Linked DNA regions of Homo sapiens: region 2 is linked to region 1. Evidence: chromatin contacts called from ENCODE Hi-C data. All regions are on one chromosome and are shown on one strand. Each heading gives the region's core, a stretch centred on a gene start or an enhancer-like site at or near the end of the contact. The rest is flanking DNA. Distances are from core to core; before and after follow the strand shown.

Region 1 (7,154 bases), core at 3,243-5,742:
TGAGATACCACTTCACACCCATTAGGATGATTATAATAATAAAATAAAAACTCCCAGAACATAACAAGTGTTGATGAGGATGTGGAGAAATTAAAACTCTTGTTCACTGCTGGTGGTAAGGTAACATGGTGCAGCTGCTATGGAAAGCAGTACAGTAGTTGCTCAAAAAATTAAACATAGAATCACCATATGATCCAGCAATTCTACATCTGGGTACATAGTCAAAAAGAATTGAAAGCAGGGTCTCAGAGACCTGTTACGAACCATGGGTATTTGTATATGGGTATTTGTACACCCATAGTTCATGACAGTATTATTTGCAGTAGCCAAAAGGTGGAAGTTATCTTGTGTTCTATCAATATATGAATGGATATCAACAGATGAATGAACAAAATATACATAAAATGGAATATTATTCAGCCTTAAAAAGGAACAAGTCTGATATATGCTACAACATGAATGAACCTTGAGGATGTTATGCTGCATAAAATATTAGCAAAATAAATCCAGTTCTGAACAAATACGTATAAGACTTATATGAGGTACCTAGAGTAGTGAAGTTCATAGAGGGAGAAAGTAGAATAATGGTTGCCAGGGGCTGCTGTGAGGAACAGTGGAATGGGGAGTCACAGTTTAATGTGATAGAATTTCCATCTTCTAAGATGAAAAGAGTTTTAGAGATCAGATGCACAACAATGTGAATGTAATTAACACTGCTGAACTGTATACTTAAAAATGATCGAGAGGTAAATTTTATGTTACGTATATTTTATAACAAACTTCTAAAAAAACTCAATAGTAAAAGAGCAAACAATCCAATTAGAAGATGAGCAAAAGATACGAAGAAATATTTCTTCGAAAACTGAACACACAACTACCTTAGGACCCATAATTGCACTCCTATTTGTCCCAAGACTTAAGTTCACATAAAAATCTATACATCAATACTTATATCTATTTAATATCCATTATATACTTATAGGTAGGAGTTACAACCACCACCATTTTTATAGATATAAAAAGTGCAGCTCAGAGAAGTTAATTGTTTACTCAGGATCACATATATACTAGGCAAGTAGTAGCATCATGACTCAATTCTAAGTCATGATTCCAAAGCTAAGAGTTTGAAGTTCCCATATGGTGGGTGGTCTTACAGTACTTTTAAAAAGTCAGAGCATAAAAGGGAAATTTCATCTTAGTTCATTAATCATTTTGCAACACTTACTTTGAATATCGAACCATTGGGGCACAGACTTTTACCAGCTGTCCAGAATGAAACATTTCTATGGGATCTTTTTTTCTTTCCTGACATATTGTCGTTTGCATGCAGTCACTCTTCATTAATACAGATATGTTTCAAATCTGAAAAAGACAATAAGCTTGTATAGAGAAAATATGTTTTCACTATATTAATTCCATTCTAACAATTTCAACTGCCAACAACATATATTTTTTATCAGGCTTGTGGGCTCAGAAATTTTTTTATTAATAGCTTATTTTCACAGTATCCAATATGATACTATAGAATGCTGCCTCTATTTGTAAGATAAATAGATGTGGAAAACTACCCAAGATAGTTGTGGAAACACAAGATGCAGAAAACGAGATTTTTTTTTTTTCCCTAGTTTACCATGTTGTAAGTTTTCATGTTATTTAAAAATTTTTTACATGTTACTTTGTTGGGATTGGTAAGCCAAGAAATTTGGTTTGAATTATTTTATATATGATACTCGACTGGCATTTGGAAATATCTTGTTTTATTCAGGAAAGTTAAATGGCATTAATAGAGCAACTCTTAAGTAGTCAGTGTTTCAAAAGATATGCTGGTGCTTTTATTGTAATTCTTGAATCCTGTTCTGTCTGTGAATCAGAAGATAAACAAACGTTAATTATTTTTAAAAATTTTAATGTGATATTATCTAGTGAAAATTTCAATTATAATTCTACAATTGCATTGTAAATCACTTTTATACCCCAAGAGGTACAGGTACGAGTGATGAAATTATGGAGTTTGTAAATGTTTTACATTTGCTATACTTAAAATCCTACTATTTCACAGTGTTGGCTACTTTTCATATTCCAGTCCTTGGCCTCAGTAACTTAGAAACAGGTATGTATGAAGGAAAAATGAAGCAGAAAATAACAACAACAAAAAAAAGAATCAGATATGGGCCAACTTTAGAATGGTCTAATTGCTCAAACTTTAGAGTCTTTAACCTTTAGGCAAGGAGTTGAAATTAAAAATAGCCAAGGTACTTAAGGATGTCAGGATCTTGCAAGAAACCGCTGGAAGCACCAATATTTAAGTAACAGAGGAAAAGGGGAGAGCAAAAGAGACTGAAGATGAACTTTGGAGCTGGGAGGAATAAACCTAAAGAGTGATACTCAGAAAACGAGAGAGACCATTATGAAGGAAGGAGGGGATAGGTATCTTAAACATCAAAGTAAGGCAAAAATAAAGCGCAATGGCAACAAGGTCATTAGTGATTTTAGCAAGAATTACTTCATTTTTATCCACTCCTGCAGTCATAGTAAATGGCATACAGAAGGCCTCAATATTTATTTGCTGAAAGAATAAATCAGTAGGTTTCAGGGGACTGGGCTCACACCTGTAAACTCAGCATTTTGGGAGGCCAAGGTGGGAGGCTTGCTTAAGGCCAGGAGTTTGAGACCAGCTTGGGCAATATAGTGAGACCCCCATCTCTAAAAAAATTATAAAAATCAGCTGGGCGTGGTAGCAAGCGACTGTGATCCCAACTACTCCAGAAGCTTGGGCAGGAGGATCCCTTGAGCCCAGGAGGTTGAGGCTGCAGTGAGCCACGATCCTGCCACTGCACTCCAGCCTGGGTAACAGAGCTAGACCCCAACTCAACAAAACAAAACAATCAGTAGCTTTCTACCTTAGTTGTACACTACAATGACCCGAGGAGCTTTTAAGAATTAGCATGCCCAAGCCATACCCTAGACCAATTAAATCCAAACGTCTGGGCTCAGGATGCAGGCATCAGTGTTTTTATTAAAGCTCTTCAGGTGATTTCAATGTGCAGCTAAGCTTGGAATTACTGGAATAAGTAAATCCAAAGATTCCAAAGCACCTGGTACAATTGTTTGTTTAAATGGGTTCCTACCTTACCTATTAACTCCTTTTAGAATATGGATTGAGTCTTATGTTTGTAAACTCATGAGAGCATGCAGAGTAGAGGGGTCAAAACTTTCGCTGTATGAATGAATATTACTCACTCTTCTAAAATCTTCCACTGGGGGGAATAAAGCCAAGGAAGGAAAAACAATTCCTAATTCACAAGTAATGAATGAATCACCCCTATTCCCATCATGACTAAGATCTTACATACTAGGGAAAATCCTCTGAGACAAAGAGAGCATAATGCAGTGTAGCATAAGACTTGCTTACCTGAGGTGTTATGAGTATGAAATGCATTGAGTTATAAAATACTTAGAACAGCGATAAGCACAGGATAAGTAATAGCACCTTTTTGAAACAGAATGTAGAAAACCACGTAGCTCTGGAACTGGATAAAATTGGTTTCCTGGATACATACCTACTGTACAAAATGAAAAAGTCATCTTCCAGCTTCTTTTTGCGAAGAAGCTTAAGACTGTCTTGCATACTTGTGGTTGCCTGACCCTGTTAATTTATCAGTATTTATCTTAGAAGAAAGAAATCTAGGTCAAAAACGCGAACGTATTAGTAAAGAAGATACAATGGGAACCAACCTGATGCTCTTACAGCGTCAATACTGTTAGTTGAGATGTGGACCATCTATCAGTTTGTAATTAAGAAAAAGTCTGGCACGTGACTGAAACTGAGGAAGAAGTAGAAAAGGCAAAAGGTCAAAGGTCTCATGGGAAGGAAGGAGGGTAGAGACAGTGAGTTTTATTGGTCCTTTTATGGTTCAGACTTCCTTCTTCATCGACTCTCCCTAATTCTCTTCACTGTTCATCCCCAGCAACTTTTCTTCCCAAGCATTTCCTGCGGGCTTTTATTACCCCAGGAGTGCCAATCAAGGCGTGGAACAGATAAAGCTGTGTAGCAACTAACGCGTGACTCTTGTGAGTGTGGAGGGCAAACGAAGCTCCCTGAAACCTCCGCTCTGCTCTCCTGCCTTACGCCGCGCGGCCCCTGTTCTGAGGTTTAATACTTGCTTCACAGATAAGCGCTGCGGCCACGTTCCGGTGCCCACCTTCTCCTTGGCTAGGGCACGACGCCAGCCCAGGGGGCGCGGCCCTGAGCTGCTGCGAGAGACAGCTGAAAGCGCCGGCCCGACGGCCTTGGCTCCCTCGGTGCGCTGGGCGCAGAGCACTCGGACCCTGGGCGCCCACTGCTCGAGTACCTGCGCGGCTCCTAGCCAGGCTTAGCCCAGGCGCGGGCTGAGAGTCAGTTCGCCAGGTGGGCCTGGAGCCATGGGCTGGGTGGGCGGGCGGCGCCGGGATTCTGCGTCACCACCTGGGCGGAGCCGTTCTGCTGCTGACGACATCAACCCGGCACCTGCCAACATGGAAGGTGGCGGCGGCAGCGTCGCTGTAGCTGGCCTCGGAGCTCGAGGCTCTGGAGCGGCTGCAGCTACAGTCCGGGAACTTCTGCAGGACGGTAAGGAGACGGGGTCTGACCAGGTCGTGGGGTTGGGGGTCTGCGCTGCTCCGCACCTGGACAGCGAGGTGGACCCAACCCGTTGCTTTGCAGAAAGTTTTCCAGTCTGGACGTGACCACTCCCCTCCGCCCGGCCCCCTGGCTTGGGTACTGTTCTAGCCAACCTATTTACTCTGGGACTGGCTCCCTCTTTTCTGGAGTCTTGGGGACACTTGGTTTCTGTGTGTTCCTCATTTCAACTCGACCCCCCCCCCCCCCATGCCTCCAGCTTCCCTGAAGTTTCGGGAGCCCAAACCCTGTGGACCGCGTTGGCAGCCACCGGCTGCTGCCGCAGTTCTTGACGAAGGGGTGTAGCGTTCGAGCTCTTCAAAAGTGTAAGCTCTAGAACAGACGGCAGACGCATAATGAAATAGGGCCTTGTTTTAAAGTAGAGCTGGAAACGCTTACTCCTTTAACAAATGGACTGTACAGGTGACCCCTCTTACAGGCTGGTTTTTTTTTTCCTCCTTTATGAGGCAGTTATCTACAGTGACACGTGGGGGAGGGTTTGAGACATTTGTTCAGGTTGGGATTAACCATTTGTACAGAATCTAGCAGTCAGATTTTATTGCTAGTCAGTTTGGAGAGAAGTTGCCCAAAATAAGAAAAGTTAGATATAATATACTTGAAAAGCATATTCAGTTGTGTCAATCCAGTTACCATGTCCCGAATCTCTTATCCTTCAGAATAAAGTTCACATTTATAAGCATAAAAATAAAGCCCTTCTCACCTGTTCTTAATTTTTTCTCTAGTGGCCATCGCATTCTACCTTGTACTAAAATCATTTGTATACTTGTTTTAATCTCTTCTGTATTGCAAACTTTTTTTAATATCCCACAGTGTGAATAGCAGTATCTTGCATACAGTAGGTGCAGAATGTTTTTTAAATTCATCATCGCAGTTAGAAGCACATGCACACATTTGAAGACCGAAGTGGGTAATAAATGAAATAAAGTTCCAAATTATTGTTTATTTTCTCTGACTGTTAAATATTTTATTGTCATCCTGAATTACGTGCCTTTTCATGATAATTTATGTACTTTTGTCAAAAGCAATGATGTTTTCTGAACTATTTCATGTTGGAAACTCTAGGACCGGGTCTCTGTCTAAAACTTGGCTAAACTGAATTTAAACTTTAGATACAAGGCAGAGACCCTGATATATTTGCAGTTGCTCCTGATACACGTGCAATTTTTGCCCTCAAGTAGTTCACCATCTAGTAGAGGAAATAATCTTGTAGACTATAAAGGTAGGTGCTGTAATATAGTGATGTAAGATAGCAGTAGGATTGCATATAAAGTAGAGCATTAATACAGAGGAGAATGATAACTGGGGGTTGGAAACTGGTTAGGAAATGTCAGAAAAGGCTTTCTAGGTGGAGACGTTTTAAACTGTAGACAGGACTTCCCCAGGTGAACAGTGGAACATTGGATATATGTTTCAGTAGGATGTATTTCAGGAATTGTAATCAGTTCTTGGACGGTAAATACTCTTCAGTTCTGCCTTCTGTATTTTCCTCCTTGGTTCTCTGCCATTCTCCACAGTGATTGTTTAAATCTTCTTTACCCTTTTCAAACCTTTCGCTTCAAGCTCAACAAATGACTTTAAGCTTCCCTGGGGAGAAAAAGAGGATCCATCAGATGTGAACTTTCTCCATTTCTTGCCCATCAAACCTATGAATTTAACCTCAACGTATAACCATCTGTTGCACCTTTTTTCCCTTGCCTTTTCAATTGCAACGGAAGTGGAGCCTCTGCTCCTTTCTTTCTTTCTTTCTTTTTTTTTTTTGAGACGGAGTCTCGCGCTGTTGCCCAGGCTGGAGTGCAGTGGCGCAGTCTCGGCTCACTGCAAGCTCTGCCTCCGGGGTTCACGCCATTCTCCTGGCTCAGCCTCCTGAGAAGCTGGGACTACAAGCGCCCATCACTATGCCTAGCTAATTTTTTGTATTTTTAGTAGAGACGGGGTTTCACCGTGTTAGCCAGGATGGTCTCGATCTCCTGACCTCGTGATCTGCCTGCCTTGGCCTCCCAGAGTGCTGGGATTACAGGCGTGAGCCACCACGCCCGGCCGAGTCTCTGCTCCGTTCTAAGGATAGTGCCTCCTACTTTGCTCTGGATTTTTTCTTCCTGTTTCCTGGGGACTCAGTCACCCTCAATCTATGCCATTGAAGTAACTTTGCAAGGTTTTCAATGACTTTCTTGCACATACGACAAATGGACACTTTTTTGGTCCTTTAACTTGTAATAACATTTGATTCCTTTCTTGAAATACTTTCCTCATGCGGTTTATGGGTGCCGTGCTTTTTAAAAATTCTTAATTCTCTAGGTGCTCTTTTCCAGGTTCCTGTAGATACTTGTCAGTTCAGTTTGTTCTGAATTAAGCGGTCTCTGTTGCCCCTCCACCCCCAACATTCCTGAGGAATTAAGCATTTCCAGCAGAAACTTTGATTCACTATATCGGGGATTTGGCCAATGACAGAGTATCGGATTGATAGGCTTGGTGAGCA
Region 2 (6,548 bases), core at 2,609-5,108, 800 kb after region 1:
TAATATATGTATTATATATATCATATGATATATATAATATATGTATATATATATCATATGATATATATATTATATATATTATATGATATATATATTCCGTCATGTATATATGATATATGTATCATGGAACCAACCCAAATGCCAATCAATCAATTAGTGGATAAAGAAACTGCGAGATATATATATATATATATATATATATATATATATATATATATATATATATTCCATCATATATATGTGATATATATCATGTATATAATTCCATTATGTATATATGATATATATATATATATATTCCATCATATATATATCATATATATATGGTTGAACTACACTGGGCTTTAACTACACTGATCTATGTTTCTTCCATCTTTTAACATAAATAAGTCATTGCCTATATTCCATCATATATATATGATATATATATATCACAGTGTAATTTTTAACTGTAATCTTAGTTTTTTTTGTTTTGAGTTACATAGATTTTATCAATTCTTAAATTATTTGAATTCAACTATCAAGTTTCTCCTAAATTTTCAATGTTGTAGTAAGAAAGAAGATAGCATTATTAAGTGGCTACTGTGCAATATTAACACTTTTATCTGGGTGTTTTCAATTAAAACTCAAAATAAGTTAATGCCAAGTAACCTCCATTCCTGCATTGATGAGACTAGTAAAGTTGCTAAAACCATAAGCCCTGAATTTAGGCACACCTGGATTTAAGTCTTGGCCACTTACTAACTATAAATTGCAGAAATTACTTAGCCCCTCAGGCTTAGCTTCCTCGCTGATAAATTTTAAAAGCAATAATTCTAATGATAATGTGGTGGTTATGAGGTTAAAAAATATAATGCCTGGGCAACATGATGAAGCCCCATCTTTATGAAATATATATAAATTAGCCAAACATGGTGACGTGCCTGTAGTCTTAGCTATCGGGAGGCTGAGGTGGGAGGACTGCTTGAGCCTGGGACGGGGAGGTTGCAGTGAGCTAAGATTGTGCCATTGCACTCCAGCCTGGGCAACAGAGCAAGATCCAGTCTCAAAACATATGTATATATGGCATGTGACTATATAATGCATAGTAACTGTTCAATAAATGTAAGCTATTGGTATTATTAGTCTCTCTGTCTCTCTCTTTTTTTTTGGCCTTATGTTTATCCCAAATAATTTGTATTTTCTTTGTTTTGGGCCTGATTTCTATATGAAGAAATAGTTTTGAATTGTCTCCTCGTGTATTAGCTCTGTCTCCCTAATTTTTAAATTGAAATATTCATAAACATGCATTCTGTGGTTTTCATGTTTTTGACAAAAATATTGAACAGAAATGAGCAAATCATAAATTCTTGGAGTTTGCCTTTTAAGGTGGAAGTCAAGTCTTTGGCCAATATTCTTTGGGTGACATTGAATGCCTAACTATGCAGCAAACCACCAGTCATCTTGCTGTTACCTGGGCCCTCATTCCTCCATCTTAACAACAAAAGGTGTGCATCACGATATTTGGCAAATGCTATGCTAAAACCAAGGCATACCATGTGCATGCCTTCCTCCTGACACACAGGCAACCAAATCTAAGAAAAGAAGTGAGACTGGTTGGCATGACTTGTTCTTAGTGAATTCACACTGGTTAGTATTTGTTTACTGTATCTTGCCTACAAATCATCCATTTTAGAATTTTGTTTGGCGTCTGCATGAGGCTCATCAGTTTACATACAGATCTCATTCTTTCACTATTTTTAGAAGTAGAAACATTTTCCAGCCATTAGTCACCTTTTCCATTCTCCTTGATTCTCAGGAGCAGTTCTCTGATCTCATCTGCAAACTCTTTTGATACTTTGGGATAGAATTTGTATTAACAGAAGTTTTGAAGTCATTCAGAGTAAGTGAAGATTTCTCTTACTATCTCTTTTTCTATTGTAGGTTTTAATTCTCTCTTCATAATGTTTGCTTCAAAATTGATGTTCATCTCTCTTAGAATATGGAAGGAAGCAGAAAATTGAATGGTTCTTTGATTATGTTATCATTTGTTAAGGTTATATTGTAATTTTTTTTTTTTTTTTTGAGACAAGGTCTTGCTCTGTGGCCCAGGCTGGAGTGCAGTGGAGTGAACATGGCTAGTGAGGGTTTACTTTCTGGGCTCAAGTGATCCTCCCACCTCAGCCCCGAGTAGCTGGGAACACAGGCGTGTGCTACCACACCTGGCTAATTTTTTACAAAGTTTTGTAGAGATGGAGTCTCACTTTGTTGCCCAGGCTGGTGGGCAAGAGGTCCTCCTGGGCTCAAGTGATCCTCCTGCCTTGGCCTCCCAAAGCATTAGGATTACAGGTGTCAGCCACCATGCTTGGCCTAAGGTGATATTGTCTGAGATACAGCATAGGTTTTTCTTCCCAGATCTTTTCTTGGCTACGGAGATTAAAAAGAAAAACAGCTTTCTTGCTGTCTTTAGTATTTATCTCCGCCCCTACTTTATTTTAAGACTTTATTCTCATAATACTCTAAACAAATTTTCCCTTTCTTTTATCGCATGCTTGGGTCTGTCCACCCCATCCGTCCTCTGAGCCATAGGAACCTCGAGTCTTACTACTCCAGATCTAACCCTCCTTTTACCTCCTCTCTGAGAACTGTGTGCTCCTAGACTATTATTCTATTCTTGCTGTTTATGTTTTCAGCACAAGCTTGTTTATGGTCAATTATCTGAGATTATTTCTATTATATTTTCTTTCCAGACAGCATATCTTTCCTCCTAAACAGGATCATTTTTGTAATGCTCAAGTAATCCTGTTTTCAGAGTCTACATTCCTCTTCTAAACATATTCCCTTGGGCACTATTATTTTCCTTACTTTTTATGAAGCCCCCTTTCTGAAGGTCTGACCATTACCTTTTTCACTATTATAAACATCAAGGCCATTTTATTCCAAGGTTTGCTTGTTTCTGCATTTGACACCTCCTTCTTTCTTGTTGGAATCCAGGACAAAAATTTCCTAAATGTATTCCTTTACCTGCTGAGGGAAAATTGTCAGTAACCCAAACCAAGAACAAACTCTCCGTCTGCTGTGCGCTGGGTTGAATGTGTGCCTTTCCCCAGCTTATGTTCACCTGGAGCCTGTGAATATGACCTTATTTGAAAATACAGTCTTTGCAGATGTAATCAAGTTAAGACGAGGTCATACTGGATTAGAATGGGCCCTAAATTCAATATAACTGGATCCTTATAAAAAGAGGAGCATTGGGACACAGGGACACAGACAGGGAGAAGATCGTAGGTGGAGACTGCAGTGATGCATCTAGAAGCCAGGGAGCACCAAGGGTGGCAAGCAACTGCTAGAGGCTAGGAAGAGGCAAGGAAGGTTCCCTAGAGGCGTCAGAGGAAAACATCAACCTGCCAGCACCTTAGTTGCAGACTACTAGCTGCCAACACTGAGATAATAATTTTTTGTTGTTTTAAGCCACCTAGTTTGTGGTGATTTGTTATGGCAGCATCAGGTAACCAATACATGTGGTTAATAGCAGGATACCACTAACTGGTTCCAGGTGGCCAATTCTGTAGCAGTTTTGCTACATGTATCAGAAGATAGCATGGCTATGTGGCAAGAATATAGACTTTAGGCTTAAAGACCCATGCTCGAGTCTTAGACCTACCACCGATGAGTTGGGCGATCTGCAGCTGCTAAAAGAAAAATTTTGGACAAACTAAATTTAACAGAGTTTAATTGAGCAAAGAATGTTTCATGAACTGGGCAATCCCCAAACCAGAATAGATTCAGACAGACTCACGTGAAAAGGATTTATGAACAGAAAAATGAAAGTGAAACAGAAGTGAGGAATAGGAACAGCTGGATTGTTACAGCTTGATGTTTGTCTTATTTGAACGTGGTTTAAACAGTTGGCCATCTGCAATTGGCTGAAGCTCAGTGATGGGTACAAGAGCAAGTTACAGTCTGTTGATACATCCAGTTAGGTTACAGTTCACTATGTGCAGAGAAACCTTTAGCCTCAACTTAAAAATATGTAAGGAGGCAGCTTTAGGCTAAACTTAATTTAACAGGGCATGGTCAATTAATCACTTATAACTTCCATAAAATAATGATAATGTATTATTCATCTGATAAGTCTTCTCTGAGATTGAAGAAAATGTGAGAAAGCACATTTTAAGTTATAAAGCCCCAACAAAGGCTATTGTATTGAGCACCCTTGACATAAGTAACTCCATCTTAAAAAAAAGACTCCATCTTACATTTCACGGGACATTTTGCCAACAGGGATACGATGTTTGCTTAATAAATTTGTAATAAATAAAGACTGCATCCAACCAGATAAGGGCATAAACAAGCACACACTTCCACTATCAGTCCTCTGGTGGTCGTAAAAAGAGCAGGGCTTCAGCAGCTCAAAGCGGCCATCTTAACTGACATGCTCTTACTGTCACTAGTGATCAACACCTGGCATCTGCTGCTGAAGGCTCTGCCCACATCAAAGACTTTTCCTTTCAAGACCTTTCCTGGACCGCCGAGCACAGACCAGGAGATTCTTTCTGTCTTCATCGTCACTTTCCTCGGACTACTTCATTAATCCTTTTTCCTATTCCCTTTCTCTTGATGTTAAATATTACTTTGGTGTGGAATGTTTAATCTTAACATTTATATGTTGATGAAATATACTACTATATATGGTTTGCAATGTTGACTGACTTGTGGAGTGGCTTGAGCTGTGTGCTCTGACTACGGAGTGAACGAGAAGTACTAAGGAGAGAGTTGCCTTCTTGAGAACTCCATGTAGCTTGTGGCTTTTGTGGTTAAAATAGCATCAGTAAAAATCTGACATTGTGGAGACACAAACATGCATGGACCTGGTTATCTCTGACTTTGCCCTGCTCATGAGAGCTATCTAGGATTGTTTTACCCAATTTCCTTCATGTGCTGGGTATCTGTATTACAGTCCTTCAAAGATACTACTTCCATCTCTTTCCGGGTTTATCCCCTTTTAAATACTTCTACTCTCAGATTTTAAATTTCCATTGGAATATATATATTCTTGACATACAATTTTCCTATCCTATCCTTTCGAGGAAACGTTTTCCTTTTGAACAAGGTATGCATGCTCTTTTAATGTTGTATTCCAGGTATGCATCTCATCAGTAAGTCTCAATGATCCTGAGACAGTGTTTACCAATCCTTATCTAAAAATCTTCAAAGTATGGATACGGTGTGCATGTGACATATACACATTTGAGTCCTAGAGTTTTTTTAGGTCTACTTCTATGACATCATCTCTGGAGAATTATAAGGTTTCTCTTCTGTGGGATCCTTGCAGTCTTTCATTGTGTCTGGTTTTGAGTAGTTTATGTCTGATTTATCTTTTCCTGAGATTTGATCTCTTCTTCACTCTTGTGCTGGGTACGTCTTTTTGCCCCACCCCCTCTCTCTGCCCCTGGCACCCAGTGGATTTGAAATAAGCTTCTTCAGATTTTCTTCTGGCTGACTTTTCATTATTTGCTTCATGCAATTTTGTTGTCAGGCAGACATTACTCTGAGTTAGAATATTATTGTATAGTTTTTAAAAAACTTTTTAAAAAAGCTCCCCCTTTTTTCTCATAGCCTAAAAATAAAGTAGATTTAAGAAGGAATCCCCCCTGCCCCAATATCTGAGAGGCCGTCATGTGGAAAAGGGATTAGACTTACTCTACATAGACTCATGTGTGGAGATTACAGAGGCAGTGTGATCCTAATAAAATAATAAAACTTTTCTAATGATCAGAGCTGTCCAAAAACAGAATGGCATGCCTTGTGAGGCAGACAGCTCTATTTCTGGAAATGTTCAAGGCAAGTGCCTTAGGTCAGGTTCTCTAGTAGGAGAGCCTGAAATGGAGTGACTCATTAAGGGAGTGGGTTCAGGAGAAGCCAGTAGAGGAGTAAGCTGAGCAGGGGACGGGAGGGGAGGAAGCTGGGCAAAGATGCGTGTACGCTAAAGTCTGACCCCAACCTGATCCTGCGGGAGTTCTGGGGCATGAATGGTATCACAGAATTGTCCTTCCTTGGGTCTTTTGTGCTTCTTCATCAGTCAGTCATTGCCTGTGTGCTGCCTATGGAGGGTGTGTGTGTTGGGTAGGGAGGCATACGCCTTACAGGCATTTCTAGGCAAGACAGCTCTGCTGAAGGCTATTCTTAGGTTAGGGGTACAGCTGTGAGTTGCCAACAGCCAACATTCACACAGCTGGGGAATGCAGGCATTTACCAGATAAACAGGACCTGAGTAGGACCCCAATAACACCTACTGCAAAGAGGAACAATTATGCAGAAGCTTTACTTTTTTTTTTTTTTTTTTTAAAGATAGGGTCTTCCTCTGTCACCCAGACTGGAGTGCAGTGGTGCAATCATAGCTCAGTGCAGACTTGATCTCTCAGGCTCAAGTGATCCTCCCACCTCAGCCTCCTGAGTAACTAGGACCATAGGCACACTACCATGACCAGCAATTTTTTTTTTTCATTTTTTTTGGTAGGGATAAGGTCTCCCTATGTTACTCAAGCTGATCTTGAACTCCGGTGCTC

What was found. Hi-C counts contacts between places; a loop is a spot of excess contacts on that map. Pooled maps may share reads with other maps.
Region 2: a pooled map shows a loop between it and region 1 (2.8-fold over the local background). The contact joins the enhancer-like site here to the promoter of COG5 in region 1. A Hi-C loop is called at or near these places in 4 of 50 pooled maps.

Annotation. Positions count from the first base shown.
Region 1 is chr7:107,561,258-107,568,411 of GRCh38, reverse strand. COG5 (component of oligomeric golgi complex 5) reads left to right here and starts at 4,492. Exons shown (of 22, transcript NM_006348.5): 1 at 4,492-4,609. The coding sequence starts at 4,516. It overlaps DUS4L-BCAP29 (DUS4L-BCAP29 readthrough), which reads right to left and starts at 4,441. Exons shown (of 13, transcript NR_163941.2): 1 at 4,203-4,441; 2 at 3,736-3,824; 3 at 1,226-1,362. DUS4L (dihydrouridine synthase 4 like) reads right to left here and starts at 4,441. Exons shown (of 8, transcript NM_181581.3): 1 at 4,203-4,441; 2 at 3,736-3,824; 3 at 1,226-1,362. The coding sequence starts at 1,341. RefSeq lists enhancers at 2,715-3,914, 4,445-4,564 and silencers at 4,265-4,364, 4,403-4,613.
Region 2 is chr7:106,765,486-106,772,033 of GRCh38, reverse strand. No RefSeq gene overlaps it. Among named protein-coding and RNA genes, the nearest start is that of LINC02577, 6.3 kb to the left of the region's middle. Within about 2 kb of position 3,858, at least 4 of the 41 ENCODE cell types and tissues checked have a DNase peak (open chromatin) inside an H3K27ac peak, as active enhancers do.